2 separate regions of the Homo sapiens genome follow, and region 1 is linked to region 2. The links are chromatin contacts, found by Hi-C or POLR2A ChIA-PET in ENCODE. All regions are on one chromosome and are shown on one strand. The core of a region is the stretch at or near the end of the contact, and the rest is flanking DNA. Distances in the headings are between cores, read along the strand shown. Region 1 has its middle 150 kb from the start of MSN. Region 2 overlaps MSN (moesin).

Region 1 (4,836 bases), core at 1,089-3,588, 98 kb before region 2:
CATATGGCTAGCCAGTTTTCCCAGCAACATTTATTCAATAGGGAATCCTTTCCCCATTGCTTGTTTTCATCAGGTTTGTCAAAGATCAGATAGTTGTAGATATGCGGTGTTATTTCTGAGGGCTGTGTTCTGTTCCATTGATCTATATCTCTGTTTTGGTACCAGTACCATGCTGTTTTGGTTACTGTAGCCTTGTAGTTTAGTTTGAAGTCAGGTAGAATGATGCCTCCAGCTTTGTTCTTTTGACTTAGGATTGACTTGGTGATGTGGGCTGTTTTTTGGTTCCATATGAACTTTAAAGTAGTTTTTTCTAATTCTGTGAAGAAAGTCATTGGTAGCTTGATGGGGATGGCATTGAATCGATAAATTACCTTGGGCAATATGGCCATTTCTCTTTAGCTTTTTAGCCTTCTGAGCTCCAGAATTTGGCAACCATCTTAAGGCAAAAACCAGCTATTCATAGGCTCAGCTCTCTGCCTTTCTCATGTAACTGTGCTCTGCCATATTCTCCTGTTTTGTTTCTCCAGCACCAAGGCACTACCAAAAGCTCTGTTGGTTTCTCTAACTCTCAGCAGCAGCCTTCTGACTGGGGCCATGTCTGTGTTTTCAGCCTACTGCAAACCAGAAAGCAGAAAATACCCACAAAGAAAAAGTAGCTGTACAAATGTTAGTTCACCTCTCTGCAGATTTTACAGGCTCATAGGTGGAAGGAGCTTGCCTTGTCTCAGATGAGACTTTGAATTGTGGAATTTTGGGTTAATGCTGAAATGAGTTAAGAGTTTGGGGGACTGTTGGGAAGGCATGATTGGTTTTGAAATGTGAGGACATGAGATTTGGCAGGGGCTGGGGTGGAATAATATGGTTTGGCTCTGTGTCCCCACCCAAATCTCATCCTGAGTTGTACTCCCATAATTGCCATATGTTATGGGAGGGACCCAGTGGGAGACAATTGAATCACGGGGGTGGTTTCCCCCATACTGTTCCCATGGTAGTGAATAAGTCTCACAAATCTGATGATTCTATCAGGGATTTCTGCTTTTGCGTCTTCCTCATTCTCTCTGCTTACTGCTGTCCATGTAAGATCTGACTTGATCCTCCTTGCCTTCTGCCATGATTGTGAGGTTTCCCCTGCCACGTGGAACTGTAAGTCCAATTAAACCTTTTTCTTTTGTAAATTGCCCAGTCTCAGGTTTGTCTTTATCAGCAGCGTGAAAACGGACTAATACACCAACCTACACCATCCTACCTTGGTCTTAAGATACCTGCACGCACACACACCCTCACCTACACTATTTCTCATTCCCTGATTTTGCAACTTGCCTTGCATCCTAACATCAAATCTAAAATGGTCTTTCTGACATTCCAATTTCTTTTTAGCAGCAACATAGCAACAATATTTTGTTGTCTTACTTTGAACCGTGATTAGTTAAAGTCCCCAGATATCATGACACCAAATAGTTGCCAGGCTAGGCCTCCTCCTTTACTTCTCATGAAATTCATTAAAAAAAAAAAAAAACTTTTATTTTAGGTTCAGGGGTACATGTGCAAGTTTGTTATGTAGGTAAACTTGTGTCACTTTTTTTGTAAAGATTATTCCATCACATACGTACTAAGCTTAGTACCCAATAATTATTTTTCCTGATCATCTCTCTTCTCCCACCCTCCACCCTCAAGTAGGCCCCAGTGTCCGTTGTTCCCCTCTCTATGTCCATGTGTTTGAATCTTTTAGCTCCCACTTATAAGTGAGGGCATGTGGTGTTTTGTTTGCTGTTCATGCATTAGTTTGCCAAGGATAATGGCCTCCAGCACCATCTATGTTCCTGCAAAGGACATGATCTCATTCTTGTTTATAGCTGCATATTATTCCATGGTTTATATGTACATTTTCTTTATGCAGTCTGTCATTGATGGGCATTTAGGTTGATTCCATGTCTTTGGTATTGTGAATAGTGCTGGGGTGAATATACACATGCATGTGTCTTTATGGTAGAAGTATTTATATTGTTTTGAGTATATACCCAGTAATGGGATTACTGGGTTTAATAGTAGTTCTGTTTTTAGCTCTTTGAGGAATCACCACACTGCTTTCCACAATGGCTGAACTCCCACCAACAGTATATAAGTGTTCTCTTGGCAGACAAGTCAGCTCACCGGAGGCGGAGGCAGCGTGGCGGCTGGGGTGTGGCGCAGGACCGAGCCCTGGCGGAGCAGGGCCGCGGGGCGGGCGGGTGAGCCCTGGGCGAGGTGGCCTCTGCTTGCTCAGTGTCCCCGCGCCATTGTTGGGGGAGGGGGCTGCTGCTGAGCGAGGCAGAGTAGGGCGCAAGCGAAGGCGCCAGAGGCGGCGGAGAGGGGCGGAGGCGCCCCATGGGGAACACGCTGACTTGTTGCGTGTCCCTCAATGCCAGCCCCAAGCTGGGCCGGCGCGCCGGATCCCCGCGTCCGACATCTACGAGGCGGCGTCCGGGGACGAGGTGGCGGTAGCGCCTGCTGCTGCGGAGCCTCCCGAGTTTGATTTCGGAGAAGGCGAGGGCCACCACCTGCAGCACATCAGCGACCGCGAGATGCCCAAAGATTTAGCATTGGAGTCAAACCCTTCTGACCATCCAAGGGCAAGCACAATTTTCCTGCGCAAATCTCAAACGGATGTGAGAGAAAAGAGGAAGAGCAACCATTTAAACCATGTATCTCCAGGGCAGCTTACTAAAAAGTATAGCTCATGCTCAACAATATTTCTATATGACAGCACAGTCAACCAGCCTAACCTTAGAACCACAGTAAAATGTGTGACCTTAGCAATATATCACCACATAAAGAACAGAGATGCAAATAGATCCCTGGATATTTTTGATGAGAGATCACATCCACTTACACGAGAAAAAGTTCCAGAAGAATAGTTTAAGCATGATCCTGAGCACAAATTTATTTACAGATTTGTTCATACTCCTTTTAGTGCTGCACAGCTAACAGCTGAATGTGCAATAGTAACTTTGGTTTACTTAGAAAAGCTTTTAACTTATGCTGAAACCAACATTTGTCCCACTAACTGGAAAAGGATTGGTCTGCGAGCCATTCTTGCCTCCAAGGTTTGGAACCATCAGGCTGTATGGAATATGGACTACTGCCAGATCTTCAAGGACATTACAGGTGAGGACATGAATGAAATGGAAAGGCATTTTTTGATGCTTCTTCAGTTTAATCTTAATGTTCCTGCCAGTGTTTATGCCAAATACTACTTTGATCTTCGCTCCTTAGCAGATGACAATAACCTGAATTTTCTATTTGCTCCTCTTAGCAAAAAAAGAGCACAGAACCTAGAGGCTATTTCTAGATTGTGTGAAGACAAAGACTTGTGGAGAGCCCTATGAGAAGGTCTTTCAGCACTGATGACTTCATTGGTATTCAGCACTCTAAAGCCATCCTCTCTTAAAGGGAGAAATGAGGGGTTATAACGTCACAGGACCTTTATCTACAAAGACTGGAGAAATATCACCTTTCCTGCTCAAAACCCAGCAAAATTAGTGTTTTCATTAAAAGGATAGATCTCGAATTCAAGAGATTCATGGACAACAAGGATTGTACTCCATAGAAAAGAATGGGACCTTGTCAATGCAACAAAACATTCTTCTGTCCTTTTTAATGTAAACAGAGTTACAAAAAACACTCCAAAGTGAAGGTTCCTTTCCCACACAGATATTTGCTTACTATATGGGCTGATAGCTGTGAACTATGTAAGGTTTTTTTAAACAATAGTTTAAATTTTTAAACTTTAAAGACACTAACCATATAACTTTTATGCTTTTTCCAATTTTTCTCCCTCCCCACATTTTGCTGCATATGCCTTTAGAATCAATGCAGTATTATCATTAAAACATGGTACTCTAAAGACACTTAGGAGCAGACTGCACCATTGTTAGGTAATGAAGGATTCTTCCTCCCTACCATTGAAGCTGCTAGTCATAGGCAATCATTTTAAGCCAAAAACCTGCTGGATAACATTTGTCATTCATATTCTTTGCAAACATTACTTTAGCATTTTAGCATGTTTGGGGTCATAAACAGAGGAAGTATCGTTATTGATATCTACTTCTTTTATTTATTTATTTTTTATTATACTTTAAGTTCTGGGGTAATGTGCAGAACGTGCAGTTTTGTTACACAGGTATACATGTGCCATGGTGGTTTGCTGCACCCATCAACCCGTCACCTATATTAGGTATTTCTCCTAATGCTATCCCTCCCCTATCCCCCCACCCCCCAACAGGCCTCGGTGTGTGATATTTCCCTCCCTGTGTCCATGTGTTCTCATTGTTCAACTCCCACTTATGAATGAGAACATGCAGTGTTTAGTTTTCTGTTCTTGTGATAGTTTTCTGAGAATGATGGCTTCCAGCTTCATCCATGTCCCAGCAAAGGACATGAACTCATCCTTTTTTATGGCTGCATAGTATTCCATGGTGTGTATGTGCCACATTTTCATAATCCAGTCTATCACTGATGTACATTTGGGTTGGTTCCAAGTCTTGCTATTGTGAATAGTGCTGCAATAAACATACATGTGCATGTGTCTTTATAGTAGCATGATTTATAATCCTTTGGGTATATACCCAGTAATGGAATCACTGGGTCAAATGGTATTTCTAGCTCTATATCCTTGAGGAATCACCACACTGTCTTCCACAATGGTTGAACTAATATTACACTCCTACCAACAGTGTAAAAGCATTCCTATTTCTCCACATCCTCTCCAGCATCTGCTGTTTCCTGACTTTTTAAAGATCACCATTCTAACTGGCATGACATGGATTTGCATTTCTCTAATGACCAGTGATGATGAGC
Region 2 (4,727 bases), core at 926-3,425:
GTCTCCAACTAGCTGTATGATATCAAGGTAGCATATTTCCTCTCTGGGCCTCGCCTTCCTTATCTATCCAAATTGGGGAGTATGGCTTCAATGATCTCTTTTTTCTCTTAAGTTCTATCATTGTACTAATTACATTACAAGGTTATTTTGCAAATGGTTAATAAAAACAATCCCATTTCCCAGCTACCTCTTGCTGATGTGGATAATTAGAAACATGTTTAGAAAAGATCAGTGGGGGTGGGAGGTAATGAGGAAAGTTCAAAAGGCTTCCAGAATTCAATGGCCAGTTGATTCCCTGACTCTAAGTCAATAGGCAGCTGGAACTGCCAGAAAGTTTCAGATGGAGAAATGTGAATGCTTATGTTGAAATGTAATATTGGCTTTTTGCAGAGGATGAAGGTAGTGGGTGGGCGTGAACAGAAAAGATTTTTTTAAAGCACCTTGTATATCATCCTAGATCTAAACAGGGCCCAAGGCCCAATTAACAGTTCTAATCATTTTCCACAGGGTTGCAGAAGAATAGTGTGTCCAGATGCAATTGGTGGGAAAAGGCAAGATCCAAGAAACAATCCAGCTGAGAGAGAGAGAAAAAAAAAGAGAGAGAGAGAGAAGACCCACTGAAGATGCTGAAGAGAAGAAGATGGACCATGAGGGCCAGGATATTAGGTCATGGGGGGAGAACAGACTTGGAACAGAAGTAGTAGAGCAGTGCTATGGTTTGGATGTGGTTTGTCCCCACCAAAACTCATGTTGATGCTTCATTGCCGGTGTGGCAGTGCTGGGAGGTAGAATCATTAAGAGGTAGTATGTAATGAGAGGTGTTTCAGTCATGGGGACCCCTGTCCCTGTGAATTACTTGACCTTTTGTCACATTATGAAACAGCACAAAGGCCCTCACCAGAGGCTGAGCAGGTGCTGGTGCCATGCTCTTGGACTTTACAGCCACTACAATTAGGAGACAAATAAGCCTCTTTTCTGTATAAAGTAACTAGCTCCAGGTATTTTATTATAAGAACATAAAATGGGCTGGGCGTGTTGGCTCACGCTTATAATCCCAGCACTTTGGGAGGCTGAGATGGGCAGATCATGAGGTCAGGAGATCGAGACCATCCTGACTAACATGGTGAAACCTGGTCTCTACTAAAAATACAAAAAAATTAGCCGGGCATGGTGGTGCGTGCCTATAGTCCCAGCTACTCGGGAGGCTGAGGCAGAAGAATAGCTTGAACCTGGGAGGTGGAGGATGCAGTGAGCTGAGATTGCACCACTGCACTCCAGTATGGGTGACAGAACAAGACACTGTCAAAAACAAACAAACAAACAAACAAACAAAAACAAAACAAAACAAACATAAAATGGACTCAGACAAGCAGCAACTGGTCTTTGCCTGTACTAACAGACTAATTGTAGAGGCTAAGAGACTCCAAGACTGAAAGGAAGTGAGGTAGGCACAGACTATGCAGCCAGTCCCAGAAATCCCAGGAGTGAGACCGTTAGCCTCTTTTTGCACCACGTTGTCTGTTTCACTATTGGGTGGGAGTAGGGGTGTGATAAGAGAAGGAGGATTAGCCAGGTGTGGTGGCTCATGCCTATAATGCCAGCACTTTGGGAGGCCAAGACAGGTGGATCACCTGAGGTCAGGAGTTCAAGACCAGCCTGACCAACATGGTGAAACCCCGTCTCTACTAAAAATAGAAAATTAGCTGGGTGTGGTGGCACATGCCTGTAATCCCAGCTACTTGGGAGACTGAGGCAGGAGAATCGCTTGAACCCAGGAAGCAGAGGTTGCAGTGAGCCGAGATCGCGCCATTGCACTCCAGCCTGGGCAACAAGAGTGAAACTCTGTCTCAAAAAAAAAAAAAAGAGAGAGAGAGAGAGAAGGATCATGGTGACTAAAGTAGTTCTGAGATCCAGAGTAACTCAGGAGAAGTTGGGCAAAGTAATACCTAAAGTGATGTCAAAAAAAAAAAAAGAGAGAATTCAGGCTCAGTGCTGGGGGGAGGGAGGGTGATCTCTCTGAGCACTGTCTCTTCCTTTGTGAACATAAAGAAATCAGAAACATAAATGTTCCACTTCCTTAGGCTCTAGGGCTTAAAGAGATGAGTAATATCTCTCAGCCTGCACTGAAGTCTCAAAGTGAGAAATTGAGGACGTGGCGGGAAGGAAATATGGTCTGAAATCAGAATTGAAACTGAAAAAGAACAAAGAACAAAAATGGATGACTCCTGACCCCAGGCTACAAGGAAATCTCTAAGGCCCATGGGGGTGCTGTGAACCATTTTATCAGGCAACTCTAAACCCCTTTTCCAAGCCAAGTTTTTCTTGCTTCCAGCTTTGCTTCCAGTTGAGACCTCCATTCCAGAGGAAAGAGAAACCTTATTTTCAAGTGAGAGCTTAGCATCTAGCTTCCAGTTCCAGGAATAACCTCTGTGGCTCCAGTGACTAGGGTCCTTATCATTCCACTCTGAGAAATGGTCCTATCCCTGAGGAAAAAGAAAATTCTTTATTGGCTCCCTTTGACCCGACAGCCAGCTTATCGGATCTGAGCCAGTATTTCTCAAAGCTCCCATGGAAAAAATCCTTAAGCAGCAGAAAATAATGAATGCATATACCCAAGGGACATAGGGGGTGTGGTAGGATGGGGTAGGGGGAGATAATAGGTAGATGGCTGTAACCCAGCTATAATTTCTTTGAAGCCTCAGGTTTAATTATTTGTGCAAATTTTATATTCTACTCCATAAATAATGAATTTTTAAAATTATTGCAAGTAAAATTAATGCTCTAGAATACTAAACCACATTCATCTCACAGCTTTGTATCCCTCCTGGAACCTGCCCCATACACCTAAAGAAAGTAGGACTTCAGTTTTTAAGACACTAGCTTAAGAAACTGGAGGTTGTGTATTCTACTCAGCTCCATGACTGTGGAGAGTTACAGGGTTCAAGCAACATAAAATGGAAAACTGAGGTGCAGTGAAAAGAAAAGATCTGCCTTGGAGTACATCCTCGTTAATTATCAGGAGCTTCTGGAAGCAAGAAAAAAAAACCCTTTACCTCCTTTTGACATGTGGAGGCAACCTACATCTGAGGTCTGTAGAGGGGAGCGGAGATCAGGTCAGCTTAGGAGCCCAGAGATTCTCTTCTTGAATCCCCCATGCATTTATCTGAGTAAACAAACTAGTGATGTCATCAGCCACTTCAAAAGCCCAGAAATTCTCTTCTTGAATCCCCCATGCATTTATCTGAGTAAACAAACTAGTGATGTCATCAGCCACTTCAAAAGCCCAGAGCATGGCCGGGCGCAGTGGCTCATCCTGTAATCCCAGCATTTTGGGAGGCTGGGGCGGGGCAGATCTTTTGAGCTCAGGAGTTCGAGACCAGCCCAGGCAACATGGTGAGACCCCATCTCTACTAAAAATACAAAAAGATAGCTGGTGTGGGCACCTGTGGTCCCAGCTACTTGGAAGGCTGAAGTGGGAGGATCACTTGAGACTGTGGGGTGCGAAGGTTGCAGTGAGATCACACCACTGCACTCCAGCCTGGGTGACGGAGCGAGACCTTGTCTCCAAACACACACACACACACACACACACACACACACACACACGAGCGTGCACGCCTAGAGGAGAATGAGGGAGTAATGCTGGAGCCACAAGAGAAGAACTGTGTGAGAAACAATGTGCAAAACTGCATCAATGCCCAAACACCTGAGACCCCCAAGATACCATTACAGATTTGGCAGCATCTGCATCAGCCACCCACCTGAAAGCAAATTATTGCACCACTGGAAAGCACCAAGATGGGCTACCACTATTGCTGTTTCTGTTATTACACATTGCCTGTGGTCAAGTGGTCACCTGCTCTATAACAGAGAACATACTCAGCTGAGGTTCTAAGTTTCTTTCTTTTATCGTTTTTTGTTTGTTTGTTTAGAGATAGGGTCTTGCTGTTAACCAAGCTGGAGTGCAGTGGTGCAATCATAGCTCACTGTAACCTTGAACTCCTGGACTCAAGTGATTCTCCAGCCCCAGCCACCCAAGTAGCTAGGACTACAGGCATGCACCACCATGCCCAGCTAATTTTTAAGTTTTTGTAGAGATGGGGTCTCGCTATGTTGCCCAGGCTGGTCTGAAGCTCCTAGCCTCAAGTGATCCTCTCACCTTGGACTCCCAAAGCACTAGGATTACAGGCATGAGCCACCATGCCCAACCTAGCTAGGGTTCTAAGTTTTGGAAGCAGGTAAAGTGGAAGAAGGTTCCAGAGGACAGTTGATCAAAAGCATTAGAAAAACTGGAAATGCTATGTGCCCTGGTTTAAGCCCCAGCTATACCACTTCCTAGCTATATGACCTTAAACAGATAATTTCACCTCTGTAAGCCTCAGTTCCTCATCTGTAAGATGGAGATCCTCCTACTATAATATATGTTAGTTATTTTATAAAATGAAAAAAAAAAAGGTTTACTGTCCTTATTGCAGAGTATTCAAGTCCTAAGTACTTTACTGAGCCAGAAGAACTTCCTGATTTCATAGCTCCCTCATCTGAACTCTCAGGGCAATGCCACCTACTTTAGTCCTTAATAAGAACCACCAATATTAGAATGCTTGGTATGCACCAGGCATTTTACTTATTTGAGGATTAAATCACAAAATCTGAGATTAGCATGATTATCATTTTACAAAGGAAAGGAAAGTACTGAGAGGCTAAATGAGCCATCCAAGGTCACACAG

The links. Hi-C counts contacts between places; a loop is a spot of excess contacts on that map. ChIA-PET counts read pairs that join two places held with the same protein, here RNA polymerase II (POLR2A). Pooled maps may share reads with other maps.
Region 1: a pooled map shows a loop between it and region 2 (4-fold over the local background). The contact joins two enhancer-like sites. A Hi-C loop is called at or near these places in 4 of 50 pooled maps. POLR2A ChIA-PET finds 5 or more read pairs at or near these places in 3 of 52 experiments (OCI-LY7, activated B cell and activated naive CD4-positive, alpha-beta T cell).

What each region holds. Positions count from the first base shown.
Region 1 is chrX:65,819,778-65,824,613 of GRCh38, reverse strand. It overlaps the pseudogene CCNYL5. Among named protein-coding and RNA genes, the nearest start is that of MSN, 150 kb to the right of the region's middle. RefSeq lists a silencer at 2,152-2,301. Within about 2 kb of position 2,338, at least 2 of the 41 ENCODE cell types and tissues checked have a DNase peak (open chromatin) inside an H3K27ac peak, as active enhancers do.
Region 2 is chrX:65,721,284-65,726,010 of GRCh38, reverse strand. The region is part of intron 2 of MSN (moesin); the gene reads right to left. Among named protein-coding and RNA genes, the nearest start is that of MSN, 56 kb to the right of the region's middle. RefSeq lists a silencer at 2,930-3,224. Within about 2 kb of position 2,175, at least 6 of the 41 ENCODE cell types and tissues checked have a DNase peak (open chromatin) inside an H3K27ac peak, as active enhancers do.